Linked DNA regions of Mus musculus: all the other regions are linked to region 3. The links are chromatin contacts, found by POLR2A ChIA-PET in ENCODE. All regions are on one chromosome and are shown on one strand. Each heading gives the region's core, a stretch centred on a gene start or an enhancer-like site at or near the end of the contact. The rest is flanking DNA. Distances are from core to core; before and after follow the strand shown.

Region 1 (4,975 bases), core at 1,875-4,374, 270 kb before region 3:
ACTTGGGAGGCAGAGGCAGGTGGATTTCTGAGTTTGAGGCCAGCCTGGTCTACAAAGTGAGTTCCAGGACAGCCAGGGCTACACAGAGAAACTTTGTCTCGAAAAACAAAACAAAAAAAAAAAAAACAAAAAAAAAAGAAAGAAAGCCACTGGGACTGGGGAAGGACATATGAACATATACTTAGGGGAGGATAAAAGTGGGAGGGTTATGTGTTCTTTCTACACACTAGTGAATAAAACACTCAGCTGGCTTTCAGGCACATAAATTTCAAAAGGCAAAAGATGTCTTCATATTCCTGAATCCAAACACCTAACGTAGAAGCAGGAGGGAGAAAGGTGCACTGGGGACTCCTGGGTGGGTATCAGCCCTGCCTTCATAGCCTGAGGGTAGACAGCAGGGCTTCCTGTCTTGAGATTCTCCTGCAAACATGCACTTTACCAGGCAGATATAGCAACAGAAAGTAGACAATGACAACACTGAGTTCCAGTGAAGACCACAGAGCCACCAAGGCTCTAATGGATAGTTGTCCAGTGGCTTTTTTTCCATCTACTGGCGCCTTGCACCTGTGTGTCCTGTGAGTGCATCTGCACATGAACACGCACACATGCACAATACACATATCGCCCCAAATAAAATTTCCAGTTCAGAGATTTTTTTTCTTACCTTCAATAGAACTCTCACCTCTTCTTTTAAATCAGTGTGAACAACGCCTGGTACGTGTATGCTGACTGGACTGCAGCTATGAACAATTCCTAAAAGGTCCGACCCATGGAGCTTAACTTCCCTACACCTGATGCTAATGTACAGTGTACACAGAGTGTAATAGGAACCAGATAAGCACAGGTCATGCCAGGCTCTTCAGGGAGGAGGCTGAAGCTAGATTATAGATGAGAGAAACTAAAGCTATGGCTCTGGTCTACAGTGTCACGGTACCAGCTCTGTGTGTGTGACCTTTTTTGGCTACCAAATTGAAGACTACCTCTTTTTGACAGTCTCTTTTTCTGCATGGCTTAATCCATCCATCAAAACATATGACAGCTAGGCACAAGGGTCTACCTGACCATGTTAGGGAAGAGAAAAAGCACACACACACACACAAACACACACACACACACACACACACACACACACACACACACACACACACAGAGTCCATGAGGGTTCCCAGCATGTTTCTTATTTGTATCACAAAGAAATGAAACTAGGAGAGAGGACAAAGTGACTATCACTTTAGTCTCAGGGAACTCCACAGTCTTTTCTGGCCTCTGAAGGCATGCATGTGGCCCATGTACTAGGAATTTAGGAGGACTCTCTGAGAAGACAACCCTAGCATAGAGACATAAAGGACAAGAAGCAATCAAGATGATGTATATGTATGTTCCATGCAGGGGAAGCAGCAAGATCAGAGGTTCTGTTTGATGAGGAACTAGCTTGCAGTTTTGAGGAAGAGAAAGACTTTGGTACAAGGGTGGTCAACAGGTGTGGCCAGAGTAGTAAGCAGGAGGGGCAACAGGAACCAGGGCAGACAGGGTAAGAGTCTGGGCTTTACTAAAGTGCAACAGGAAGACACTGCATTTATGGGCAGGGAAGTTAAGATGGCCCAGATATTCTCTCAGCTAGCGAGTGGGGACCTGCCACAAAAATCTTGCTGAGTGACTACTGAAATGGCTGTGACAGTGAGGGTGGAGGCCAGAGGCTCGTTCAACTGGAGTGGCAGCACCGTCTGCATACAGTACTGTAGGAAGCTGGGCAGTAGCATGGCTGCTGGGGCAGATGAACAGTGTATGGGGAAAGAGCAAGATCTGCACCCTCAGAAGGAACAATGGGTGGATGAGGCAGGACAATGTCAGACCAAGGTGGAGCAGATGATTCTAGTAGGAGGCTCAATGTGTGCTCGGGAGACAGACACAGGTGAGATCGTGGCCAACCTGGTCTACACAGTGAGTTCCAGGCCAGCCAGAGCTACACAGTCTCAAAAGCAAGCAAGCAAGCAAAGCAAGCAAGGTCAGTGAAGAGTTATAAGCATGGGTGAAGGGCACTGCTAGCTAGGTTGTGAGGTATTCCCCAAACAGTGATGGTTCTGAGACGACTAGAGGGCCAAAAGATAAAGAGGAGAGACAACACAGTAGAACAGAAGAGATGATTGGCCAGAGTTCTGCAATAGGGGAAGTCTCCAGGGAAGACTCAACACAGGCAAACTCAGTATAGCGCCCCTCAGTGCTGACCACAGGGTAGTGGTGGCCCCACCAGAACTCCAAAGTCCAGTTTGTGTTCCCCAGAATTTGTCCACCTGCCATACTCATCAGATGTCTGAGAAACTGAAGCACTAAAAACTGGCTAACGGAAGCATGTTAAGTAAACGGAAAGTGAAAGAGAATTACTATAGACTGGTATGCATGTAGCAGAAACCTAAGAGGGCTCAGCAGGGCCACTCCAGAAACTTCAGATCTAGTTCACAGTACTGTAATGGCTCCTGGGGTGGTGAAGGAAGGATGGAGCCTTTTCTCAAACAGGTGACAGGATCCCATTTTCAGTCCCAGAATCAGGGACCCAGACCTGTGACATCCTTGACTGAGCCCTGTGTGAGCTCATGACCTCAACCCACTGCTCACGCCGCTTTCAAGGTCTCTTCCTGAACTCAGGGTTTAGAAGACGTGGTTTCCGCCTTCCAGGGAGTTGGGGAACTGCGCGGGACCCCTTTGTCCAGTGAGGTCCCAGAAACGCAGAGCCTGGCGGAAAGCAGAAAGCACAACCAGGCAGAGATCTTCAGGGCAGAGCCGACCGACCACTAGGTGGCAGGGGAGAGGCCCGGGGGTACTCGCCGGGGGGACGGCGGTGGCGAGGGTGGGGTAGCATCTCGCTAGGCTTCAGGAAGGTGGACAGGTGATCCTGCAATACTACGGCTACGCCGCGACCTCCACCTTCCCGCTCTGGCGCCTCTCCGGCCCCGCCTTGCTGCCTACCAGTCGGTCGGGGATTTCTCGGTGACTACGCGCACGTAGGCCTCCTGCAGCGCCGGCCCGTTCCGGCTCAGGTTCACCGCCATGGCACGCCCCACGGTCCCCGCGATGCAGCAGCTTCAGCTTTCTGCCGGCCTCCAGTGACGGCCGGAAGCCCCGCCCCGGAGGCCGGAAGCCTCGCCTCTGACGTGCAGAAGCCGCGCCCAAGAGGCCGGAAGCGGAAGTGGAGAGAAGGCGAGCTAGGCTGAGGGTAAAGTTGAGGCGGGGTGCTGGTGAATGAAGATCCACGAGAGGCGGGCCTGCCCGTAGGTCCTCGTTCGTCCGCATCTGCAGGGCGTGGGCTCGATTTAGAGCTTCACGCTGGTTCGTCTCTCATTAGTTAATGTATTTTGTTTAAGAGCAAGCTGTATGCGCGCAGGCGCCTCGGAAATTTCATCTGATAGTCGGACATGATGGCTACGCCTTCAACCCCAGCCTAGCCCGGTGTACAGCGCAAGTTCCAGGATGGCGAGGGCTAGGCAGAGAAGCCCTGTTTGGAAAAACCAAAGAAGAAAAGGAAAAAAACATGAATCTGCTGTGTTAGGCGTAGAGGTACAAGCCTGTGATCCTAGCGCGCAACTGGCAGAGGCAGAAGCTTGAGTTCTAGCCCGGCCTGGGCATTGCCTAGATCTTCTAAATAAAGTAAAATGAAATATTTGATGTGATAGTGGGGTAATGAAGAGAACCTGCTTTGTGCTTCACTTCTATTTCCAGACAGTTGCCTGAACGTCCCTATGAGAGACCATACTCTGTTGTCGTAAACTAAAACGAACCCTTACTTCTCTAAACTGCTTTTAGCTAGGGCATTTTATCACAGCAACAGAAATGAAACTAGAACAGTGGGGGTCGAAGTTACATTTAAAATGTTGCAAGAATGGGGCTGGAAGTGTTGTTCGTGTATTTAATCTCAGCACTGGGGAGGCAGAGGCAAGCCTGGTCTACATAGTTGAGTTCCAGCCTATCTCAAAGACAAAAAAAGGGGTGGAGGGGCTGGAGAGATGGCTTGGTGGTTAAGAGCACTGACTGCTCTTCCAGGGGATCCAGGATTGATTCCTAGCACCTATGTGGCAGCTCACAACCCTCTGTAACTCCAGCCCTAGCCCTCATCTAGTCTCTGCTGGGACTAGGTATGGCCATGGTGCACTTAAACAATCACACAATATAAAAATAAGATGGGTGTGGTGGCACATGACTTCAATCCCTGAACCTGGGAAGCAAAGGCAGATAGATCTCTGAGTTTGAGTCCAGCCTGGTCTACATAGTGGATTACTGGCTATAAGTGAGTCCCTCTCTCAAAAAAGTATTAAAAAAGAAACTTCTGGCTGGGCAGTGGTGGCGCACGCCTTTAGTCCCAGCATTTGGGAGGCAGAAGCAGTTGGATTTCTGAGTTTAAGGCCAGCCTGGTCTACAGGGTGAGTTCCAGGGACAGCCAGAACTATACAGAGAAACCCTGTTCCGAAAACAAACAAAAACAAGAAGAAACTTCAGCTCCATCTAGCAAGCCCAAATCTTCCAAGAGAGGTTATTATGTGTGTGGTATATGCACATGGGCCAGGGTAGATGCATACTACTGTGCTGTTGGAGGCCAGAGGACAGTGTCAAGTATCCTGCTCTTTCATTATCCACCCTATTCCTTAGAGGCAGGTCTCTTACTGAGCCTGGAGCTAGGCTGGTAGGCAGCAAACCACAGTGATCCTCCTGTCTCCGCCGCTCCACAGTACTGATGCTATATACAGAGCCAAACCCAGCTCTTGAAGCAGTTGCTGGGTGTTTGAACTCAGGTCTTCAAGCTTGTGCGAAAAGTGCACTTTCCCACTGAGCCATCCCCACAGCCCCAACAGTCATTTATTTGTCACAGATCACTTAAACCAGTGTTCTCCACTTTCCTAATGCTGTGACTCGTTAATAGTTTCTCATGTTGTGTCCACCATCCATTAAAATTATCTCATTGCTACTTCATAACTGCAATGTTGCT
Region 2 (4,672 bases), core at 904-3,403, 420 kb after region 3:
CAAGGATACTCCAGTGTGTGCTGCAGCTTTCTGCTGTGCGTCCCTGGGCAAGCGTCCTAATCTGTGAACTGCGGATTCTGATACATTTCCCTTACAGATGGTAAGAAAAAGGATAGAGTGGAGGCCCACAACTTTCTCTTTTTTAAAGCTTTTTTTGGTGTTGCTTTAAACAAATCTCATCAGGTAACCCTATCCACAGCCTGGGATAGAAGATTGTCCTGACTAGGTGTTAAGTGCTGGGTCACAAATCTGCACCATTGCACCTGGTTCAGGCTCCAGCTCTTCCTCAAACCAACCCAAAGCACCACCTGGAGAGATGACTCATGGGAGGCACATAGCTTACAAGTAAAGGCGCAGCAGCTGCTACAAACTCTGACCCCATGGTCGTTCCCTGCCCACCGAGCATAGCTTCTCTCCTGTACTCTCCTCTCACACTGCCTTTCCTCCAGGCCCTCCCACCATTCCTGGGCAGTCCTCTGAGTCTCCTACTGAGCTGATTCAGGGCAGAAAGCGATTCGACTTAGCTTCCTTGTCAAGGCTTTCCCTTGCAGATGCCAAATATGAAAATCTCCTCTGCCTGGCCTTGCCTCCATCCCTCAATAGGCCATCTCCTACTCACTCTGAATTGTCAATGTTCCCTTCCCATATTGTGAATTTTATCCTAATGAGCAAAGTTTGGCTCCCCCCCCCCCCCACTCAAATGGCTTGTCTCCAGACTCAAGGCTGGTGTTCATTGGAAGACATATTAGCATAGTCCCAGGTCCTGCTGGGGTGAACTCCACCCTTTATTTTTGGTACTGGGTTGAAGTTCAGAAAAGCAGGCAGATTTCACCCTTACCTGGAGGCAGGGTCACCTAAAATGAAGCTTCCTCTTGCACCTTCTTACAACCATTCCATCCCTGGGCACTAGGGGACAGGTCCATGGACATAGGGAACTGGGCCTCGAGTCCTCTGGACCAGTCTCTTCTCTTTCTTGGCGATAGGAATGGAAACTAGGGCCTCATACATCATAGGCAAGCCGTAACACTCCTGCAACCATATCTTCAATTAATAAAACGTAACTTGTAAGAATCCAATAATGAATCCAGCTGCTCCTCCTAGAACACAATACACGCCTTTCTCCCCTTCAGATTCCGACCGGCCTCTAGTGAGACACTATGAGTGGCGAACTAACAGACTCGGACGCCTGGATCTCTCACCTGAAGGTGATTTTACATAAAATGGGGAACTGGGGGGCTACACATCGGGCTCCCAGCTCCCTTCCCTGCCTGCCCCGGGCCAGAAGCTCCGGCATTGAAGCCACGCCCATCCTCAGAAGGGTGCGACACGCCTACTTCTCCCACATGGACCCTGGTTTCTTCCGAGTCCTCGCCCGCCATGCTAATGTTTGTCTGTGTCTGTCCACTGTGTCAGTAACTCTCAGAAAAGCAAAACCAAAAACCCCACCAATCGCCAACAATCCGCCTCAGTGTCTTTCTGGAGCCCTTGTCAGAGACCTCAGAGCTATGCATATCACACCCTGCCTACCTTGCAGGGAAGCCAGGAGGACAGAGTGGGAAGGCAAGGACAGTGTGGCGAAGCTTCCGGGCGGTGTACAGAGAGGGGAGGCCCGGGGTCTGGGTCGCATTCAGCTTTGTAACTTTAAGGAAAGAACTCAATTTCGTGGGTTCTGGGTTTTCTGTTGAAACAAGGGGATGGGTTGAAGGACGATCACAGGGCTTCTCAACCCCGACCGTTACTGGGGTCGGGCGCGGCATTCCCGGCCTCCCTCCCAAGCCGACGGCCCTCGGTCCCCTCCCCCGCCCGCTCAGGCCACGCGTCCAGGGGCCTGGGGAGCATGTCCTCCCACCCCCACCCACCCTAGAAAACCGAGCAGGGGGGCCCGCCCGGTAAGTCCGGCCGCCGGTTCCAGGCCGAGCCCTCGGTGCCCGAAACCCGCTGCACGCACACAGAGGCGCGTGATCCCGCCCGCCGATTAGTCAGCAGTTGTTTCAGGCCGGCCGGGATCCCTTCCCCCAGCCCTCCCGCCAGCCTCCGTCTCCCTCCAGGGCAGACTCTTCAGAGACGGTCCCTAGAGCCAGCGGGCGTAACCATTCCGAGCCACCGCGCCTCGCGCCAAGGAGCTCTCGGGTTCGTGGGTAACCCTCGCTCACTGGCGCGCTGGCCCCCGAGGCGCCTTTTTTTTTTAGACCACTCGTCACGTCCGGCTCTTTGGGAGAGGATCGGGTCAACGGTTTCGGGAGCGAAGAGCCGAAGAGCTCCGGTTCGCTCCTCTTCGGCCACCCCCGAGGCCTGGCCCGATGGTAGCGTCCGAGGTTGCGGGTTTCGCGCCTGCGCAGTGCGGCGCCTAGGGGGAACGCGAGAAGGAGACGGACGTTGAGAGAACGAGGAGGAAGGCGAGAAAATGGCGTCCACGGGTAAGCGGAGTGGGATCGCGGTCCCGCCGGCGACAGCTGGGACACCCAGACTGGGAGGCGCTCGTCTCTGGGGGTGGCAGGGATGACTGAGTGAAGTCGCCGAAAGGGGTTGGAGTTCCCGCCGCGGCCCGACGAGCTCGGGGGTGGGGGTGGGGGATCCGCGTTCCCTTCCCCTCCCCCACTAGGCGGGCTGGTTCTGGAACCTTTTGGCGGCCGCGTTGCGCGCGAGGGCCTCGCGGTAGCTGAGGCGTGCAGAGCCCGTCCAGGCCTCCTTTGTGTGGTGGTTGTCGGGGCCGGGTGCTCCGGGTCTCTCGCCACGTGGGCCGGGCCTAGGGCCTCCGAGGGCCCGAAGGGGACCGCGGCTGGGCCTGGAGCCCATCACCCCGAAGGCGCGTGAAGCGAGGTGTCTGATGGCGGCTCGAGAAGCCGTGGCCGGTTTCCCGTGGAACGTCTCCTCCCATCGCTAGCCCCAGGGCAAGTGTTTACTGTGTAGGGACTCAGAAAAACAAACAAAAAGCCGTCGCGAATGTGTAAGCTGAGGGGCGCCGGCTTAAGAGGGGAGCCCCATTATCCCCCAGGCCTGGCCCGGCCCGACCAAGCTGCCCCCTCGGAGGACCTAGTTGGTTCCCCTAAATCTTCGTGCTCCCCACTCAAGAGGCTTCGATTTAATCATGAGTTAACTCCACCTCCTTCCCTACCCAAAAAGCAGTGGCTTCCCAGTGTCCTTTTCTCAGCAACCGGCGCGGGGGATCGGTTGTATAACAAGGTCCGTCTGGATCCGGAGAGGAGACTCTTTTCCAGAAAGAGATTTCTAGCAGCTTTGATCCAGGAGAGGCAGAAAAGCCTCGGCACGCCACGTTTCTGTAGGCCTGCTCGTTAAGCTAGCCGGCTGATTTATTTCTTGGCCCTATTGAGGCCAGGGGAAGAGACCCATAGCGGATTTTGAAAGTCCAGGGCGGGAACTCTAGAATGTGATGGTTATGTTGTGGTCCTTACCGAGAGAATAAGTGTAGCCTAGCCCTCACCTGCAGTTTAGAATACAGTTAACTGGCACAGTGGCGGGTTTTTTGTTTGTTTTTGTTTTTGCTTCTAGCGGAATCTAGGGTCTGGTGATGTGGCCTTGGAGGCAGGAGGAGAAAACAAGTGGGGGTGACAGGAAAAGCTCTGGGTTCTTCATTTGGCTTAGGAAAGCTTCCAGCATCACAATTTGACGACGCAAACGATGTAGTTAGTAAACAGCTTGCTTTTGGTACCAGGCTACCCAAAGTGTCCCTAAGAGAAGACTGAGATACGACTACAGTCCAATATATCCTAGTGGAAAATGGTTTCTTTGGTGGTCCTTTTACCCTTCTCTTAACCTCTAAAGCCCAAGAAGGCAATTGCAGTTTTTCTGCTTGATAGATCATTGCCACTTTTTAGTCATCTTTGTTATCAGAAAATGTTGATAGCACCCTGAACCAAATTTAAGTTGAAAAGTGTGCTCTGCTATACCCACAGTCCTGGCCCTGCTGAGGGGACTTTATTAAGGGCTTTCCTGAAAAACTTAGTTTTAGACTTTTTTTAAAGGGTCGGTGGCGATGCACCGGTGCTGGGAAGGCAGAGGTAGGTGGTCTCTGAGTTTGAGGACAGCCAGGGCTACACAGAGAAATCCTGTCCTAGAAAAAAAATTTTTTTTCTTGAGCCTTTCAGTTCTTAAAATAACTTTTTTTTTTGGTCCCAACAAACTTACCCTTGCTAGCTACAGGAATTATGTAGCCTAAACCTTCCTATTCAGCTTGGCTAATGGCTGCCCTGAAGCAAGCCACTGCCTAAGGGGAGTAATGGTTTCCCTCCTCTGTATCTTGTAGAACAGTAACTATAGAGTGTGTCCAGTAAAGCAGAATTACAGTCTCTAAATAACTACCAGAACAAAAAGTAAAACATTAGCATTCTAGGATGCCCCTACATCATAATCTCTCAGCCTGCTCTGTGTGTGTGTGTGTGTGTGTGTGTGTGTGTGTGTGTGAAGTGTTTACGTATCCGGGCATTTAAAGACTTATTTTTTCAATTGTTAAATTATCTGACCATTGCTTCAGTGTCATGCTTGTAGGTAGATAAACATGGGGGGGGGGTCGCTTTTTCCTTAGCCTACCAAATCCTTTGGCAGCACCCTCGTCTCAAGTGGTTGGCTGTTCTGTATCAGCATTGCCAATTTTACATAACTGCTCTTGTGTAAGTCTTTGTAAACATCAAACTTAATGCCAATGACTCAAAAA
Region 3 (5,063 bases), core at 546-3,045:
GAAACGCTAGAAATAGCTAAAGTTAACTAAACTTAACTTAGAAACTAAAATAACTCCCCAAAGGGTAAAAGGATGCCGGGGTGGAGGGGCACAAAAGGGCACTGACAGCAGAAAGGATACAGAGGGTGGGAGGATTGGGGGCGCGCGGGGGGGGGGGGATCCCAGAAGGAAGGGCAGCGTTAGTGAGCCTTTGGCAAAGACAGGCGGCGCTACAGCTTAAGCAACCAATGATCTATCCAACCTGGCTAATCTCCGAGGGGAGGGCAGGCCAGGGTGAGTCACGTCTGCTTTCACGGCCTATCTGCTAGGCTGGTTAAACTTTAAATGGCACTTTGGGTTGTATTCTAAAGGGCTGAAGCAGTTTAGGATGGGCCCTGATATGGATGGGATGAAAGCATGGCCTGAAGTCCCTTTACCTCTTCTTCCAAATCCACCACTTGCTGCTCCAGCTCGCTCATCCGGGCTTTCTTTCTATCTCGAGCAGTCTGCGCTGCTACTCTGTTTTTCAGTTTCCTTGGGGAGGAGACAGGGAACATAACTGAGTCATCTCCAGCTTTCATGTGTCTTCATTTGTAGACGTGGCCAGCTGGTGCTTTCGTTGACTTTACAGAATAAGGCTTAGCAAGTAAACACGCTTAAAGCTCCTATCAAAACGCACACGCACACGCATACACACGCTGCTTTCTATCCACAGGCCTTGAAGACTTGCTTGATTCTCTCCCGTGCGGCTGTCCACCCGGATCTCATTTTACCACCGGGCTGATACATTCCCGTTGCGTCATATGCTTCTTCCCTCCTCCCCCGCTACTTTCTGGGTCCAATTCCGTCCCACAGGCTCCTTGCTAGAGCGATATCCGTGAAGGCGGCGGGGACGCTACCAACTGTCCCTCCCCAAGCCAAACTCTCGGGATGCCGGACGCTGTGGACTCGGTTCCCAGGGTGGGGTTCCCAAGTGGCTGCAATGACAGCTGGAGCGGTTCCTACCCTACGACCACAAAGAGCGAGCATTTACAGAGGACTGGGCGTCGGGCACCTTCTTCTGTGCCTGTGTCGGGAGCTCCTGCACACACCCCCGACGCAGACCTTCGGAGGGGCATCCCCCTCAGCTCCGCTTCCCAGGTTAGACACTAGAGGTGAATCTAACCCACCGTACGGAGCCCACCAGCTGGCACACACGAGAGAGTCCCAATCCCAGTCCTGCCGCCCCGCGCCCCAGCCTTGCCCGCCGGGCCCACCTCCGCAGCGCTTTCTCCTCCGGGCTCAGGTGCGTGAGCCGCTGCCGCTTGCGAGCCTGCGGTGTCCCGCTCGCCTCCGACCCTGCTGCCCGCGGACCGGGTACCATGAGCGGCAGCGCCCGGCCGCCGGAGGCGGGCTGGCCAGATAAGAGTAGCACTTTGGGGGCCGCCGTGGCCGCGCTCGGCGCCGCTGCCACCACCACCATAGCCAGGAAACGTCTACGCCAGCGCCGCCACCGCCCCGTGGCCTCCTGCCGCGCCCAGCCTTTCTAGGGTCGTGGCCGTCCGCGATTGGCCGGTGCTCCGTGACGCGCGGGTATATTCATCACTTATTGGTCCTGTAGTCCCGGGGGCGGGCTCAACTCGGGCGGGGTGAGTGTCCAGCGTGGCTGCACAGCTGTTCTCCGCCGTGCAAACTGGGCCTTAGGGTGGATGGACGGTGGCGACCACTGGTTGCTGGAGTCCAAGGATCTTCGGCAGACGTCCCCACCCCGGCTGAGGATTGCCAGGCTGTCCTCTCAGGCCAGATTTCCAGACCGAGTCTCACGGTTTTACCCTAGCCCGACCCCATTTTAATGTCCGGCGCTACGTCCCCCGTCCCGTCCCCCCCCCCCCCCCACTTCCCAGTACAGCAGAAAATTGAACTGGTGGCATATCCGGCTTAGGGTTAGCGGACACACACACACACCTGGGAAATTTTCACAAAATGAGTCTTTAGAAAATGAGATGATTGCAAAACTAAATGTAGCAGGGTAGTACTCACTTGTAATCTCAGCACTTTATTGCCAGTTTGAGAGCAGCCTGGGCTACATAGGGAGGTCTAGCTAGGCCAGCTGGGGCTATAGATCAAACCCTATTTCATATAAATTAATTGATATAAATTAATAACTTTAAAAGAAAACACTAGAGCCTTGGCTAGCATGTAGTAAGGGATTAGTAAATAAAGTCTGCATAGTGAGAATACATGTGGTTTCGTTTTTCTTCTTATTTCTGATCTCTTCTGGTATGAGCTTTTATCACTGTTGTCTTTGTTTTGCTGTGCTGGAGCCAGACCCCAGAACCTAATGCTCTAGCACTCCACTATTCCCCTTTACTGTGGAACTAGAGATACCACTGAGCTATATATACCTCCAGACTTTAGTATTCCTTTCATTAGGGAATGGGAGTGAGGAGGGGGTGGAAATAGGTTTCAGGGGATGGGATGGGGTGGGGGAGAGTGTACTCTTCTATTGCTTTCCGCCTTATAAGAGTCAGTGCACTTGAAGCTTGCCCCTGAGGCTATGCTGGCTGGCCATTACACCTCCATGGTCTGCTTGTCTCTGCTCTCTGCCACTGGGGTTACGATCAGGCTCAGCCTTGCCAACCTTTCACCTGGGTGCTGGGCGTTTTTCACCTACACAGCCACCCCTACATTAGTATTTTTTTTCCTTTTCCTATTTCCAATAATTTATTTTTTATTCACTTTATATCCCAATCATAGCCCCCTCTTCCTAGTCCCACCCTTACAAATCCCCCCCCCCCATTGCTCCCTCCCCTTCTCCTTAGAGAATACCTCTTTGATACCACCCTACCCTGGGACATCTAGTCTCAGCAGGACTAGGTACAACATCTCCCATTGAGGCCCAACCAGGCAGTCCAGGGAGGCGGAGGGGATCCAATGGCAGGGAACAGAGACCAAGATAGCTCCACTCCACTTGTTAGGGGACCCACATACAGACCAGGCTGCACGTTTGCTACAGATGGGGGTGGGGGGGATAAGTTCAGCTCCTGTAGGTTTCCTTGTCAGTGGCCCAGGCTCTGTGAGCCCCCATGGTCCCAGGTTAGTTGACTCTGTATGTCTCCTTGGGGCATCCTTGACCCCCTTCCACTGCTCAGTTCTATTCCCATCTCTTCCACAAGACTCCCAGCTCAACTCAATGCTTAGCTGTGGGTCTCTGCATCTGTCTCCATCTGCTACTGGATGAAGCCTCTCGGAAGACAGTTATGCTAGGCTCCTGACTGCAAGCTTAGCAGAGCATCATTAGTAGTGTCAGGGATCCGCTCTCTCACATGGGATGGATCTCAAGTTGGGCCGGGCATTGGTTGGCTATATTGGTCTGCTCCATCTTTATCCCTGCACTTCTTATAGGCAAGGCGATTGATGTCCCCTTCTCTCCTCTAGAAGTCTTGCCTGGCTACAGGAGGTGGCCACTTCAGTCTCTATATCCCCCTCTGGTAGGAATCTCAGCTAGGGATACCCCCATAGACTTACCCTCCTCCCTGCCGCCCCATCCAAGGCCTCCAGCTCATCACCAGAGAACACAGCATCCTCACCCCCAGCCCTCTCCCAACCACCCCCATGCATCAGGTTGTTTTGGTTTTGCTTTTTTTGAGGTTTTTTTTTTTTTTTTTTTTTTTAGATTTATTCATTTTATGTATGTGAATACACTCACTCTCCAGATACACCAGAAGAGGGCATCGGATCCCATTTCAGATGGTTGTGAGCCACCATGTGGGTGCTGGAACTTGAACTCAGAACCTCTAGAAGAGCAGTCAGTGTTCTTAACCACTGAGCCATCTCTCCAGACCCCACATTAGTATTGTTTTAATAAGGAGAAAATAAAATGTTCCTTGTGAAAACAGAGCCAGGCTTTACCCTGGATCCCTTGGCCTGTGGCAAAGTCACGCAGGAGGCTAGAACTGGTTGTTTTGTTGGTTGCTTGAGTTTTTTGTTTTGTTTTGTTTGTTCTAAACCAGCAAAGTTTGGTTTTACCCTAGATCTCTGATCTATCTAGGTTCTGGTTCTTGGTCCCCCAAGTCATCCAGGGAGGAGAGCCAGGCTCATTTGGAAGAGGAGGCACCCGTTGGCAGTAAGAGAGCAATTTAGACCAAGATATTAAACCCAGAGAAACCTGAGACTACTCACAGATGCACGTTTGTTTTCTGGAAGCAACTCCAGGTGTTAAGTTCCCTAGATTACAAACAGAATCTCTGCTTCCTGCTTCCTGTCTGACGATACTGCTTCCCACTCCGTGCTTGGCACATGCCCGGCGCTCGGTGTTCAAAGATGAGTAAAATTGCTAGTTGGCAATTGGAAATTATGCCAAACTTCAAAGAGTTCTAAGTGATGGTTCAGATTGGCTCTTTGAAATTATAAATATACTTTGCCAGGGAGGAAAACTCTTTTCATCCGCCCTTGAAAGCAATGCTTCTCACCCTTCCTAACGCTGCGACCCTTTAATACAGTTCCTCGTGTGGGATGGACAAAGCCCAAGATGCAGGGGAGTGGGGGGTAGGGAGAGCATTTATCGGCTTCTGTTTTGGTCTTGGTTACGGGGATAGAAGTGGAATGTTGACTTTTCATTCCTTTGTATATTTTTCCAGGCTTTTTATCTCTCCGGCAAACAATTTCAAATCATATTGAAAGCAATAACTTGACCGGCTGCAAACTGCTGCTCATGAAATCTTCAACAATAAGAGCAGACACTTGAATGGTTTCATATCCTCTGTCCAAGATTAAGTAGATAAGTCTTGCATCAGATTCCATTACTGTCTTAAAACATCCACAAGACGCAACTGATAGAAGCTAGATAAACTACAAAGTCCCTAGCTTCTGTGACATGTAAGAAGCAGTGACAAGCAAGCAAAATACAGAGTCAAAAGACAAATCAAAGAAAAGGGGCGGGGGGTCGATGGTCTGAACCCACAGAAGAGACACTGTCTCTTAGGAGATCTTAGACAAGCCACAAAGCGCCGGAGATGTGGCTGCTTAGAGGACACTCGCCTGCACACTGTAAAGTAGCTAATGCCACCAAGCTGTAGGCTTAGAGATGCTGAAAATGCTAAATT

The links. ChIA-PET counts read pairs that join two places held with the same protein, here RNA polymerase II (POLR2A).
Region 1: POLR2A ChIA-PET joins it to region 3 with 15 read pairs in Patski. The contact joins the promoter of Dbnl here to the promoter of Xbp1 in region 3. POLR2A ChIA-PET finds 5 or more read pairs at or near these places in 2 of 5 experiments (Patski and embryonic stem cell).
Region 2: POLR2A ChIA-PET joins it to region 3 with 30 read pairs in Patski. The contact joins the promoter of Rhbdd3 here to the promoter of Xbp1 in region 3. POLR2A ChIA-PET finds 5 or more read pairs at or near these places in 3 of 5 experiments (Patski and embryonic stem cell).

The regions. Positions count from the first base shown.
Region 1 is chr11:5,786,632-5,791,606 of GRCm38, reverse strand. Dbnl (drebrin-like) reads right to left here and starts at 3,124. Exons shown (of 13, transcript NM_001146309.1): 1 at 2,965-3,124. The coding sequence starts at 3,047.
Region 2 is chr11:5,096,754-5,101,425 of GRCm38, reverse strand. Rhbdd3 (rhomboid domain containing 3) reads right to left here and starts at 2,153. Exons shown (of 9, transcript NM_177370.4): 1 at 1,860-2,153; 2 at 1,528-1,678; 3 at 839-1,029. Ewsr1 (Ewing sarcoma breakpoint region 1) reads left to right here and starts at 2,330. Exons shown (of 17, transcript NM_007968.4): 1 at 2,330-2,417. The coding sequence starts at 2,405.
Region 3 is chr11:5,517,373-5,522,435 of GRCm38, reverse strand. It overlaps Xbp1 (X-box binding protein 1), which reads right to left and starts at 1,795. Exons shown (of 6, transcript NM_001271730.1): 1 at 1,236-1,795; 2 at 417-513. The coding sequence starts at 1,441.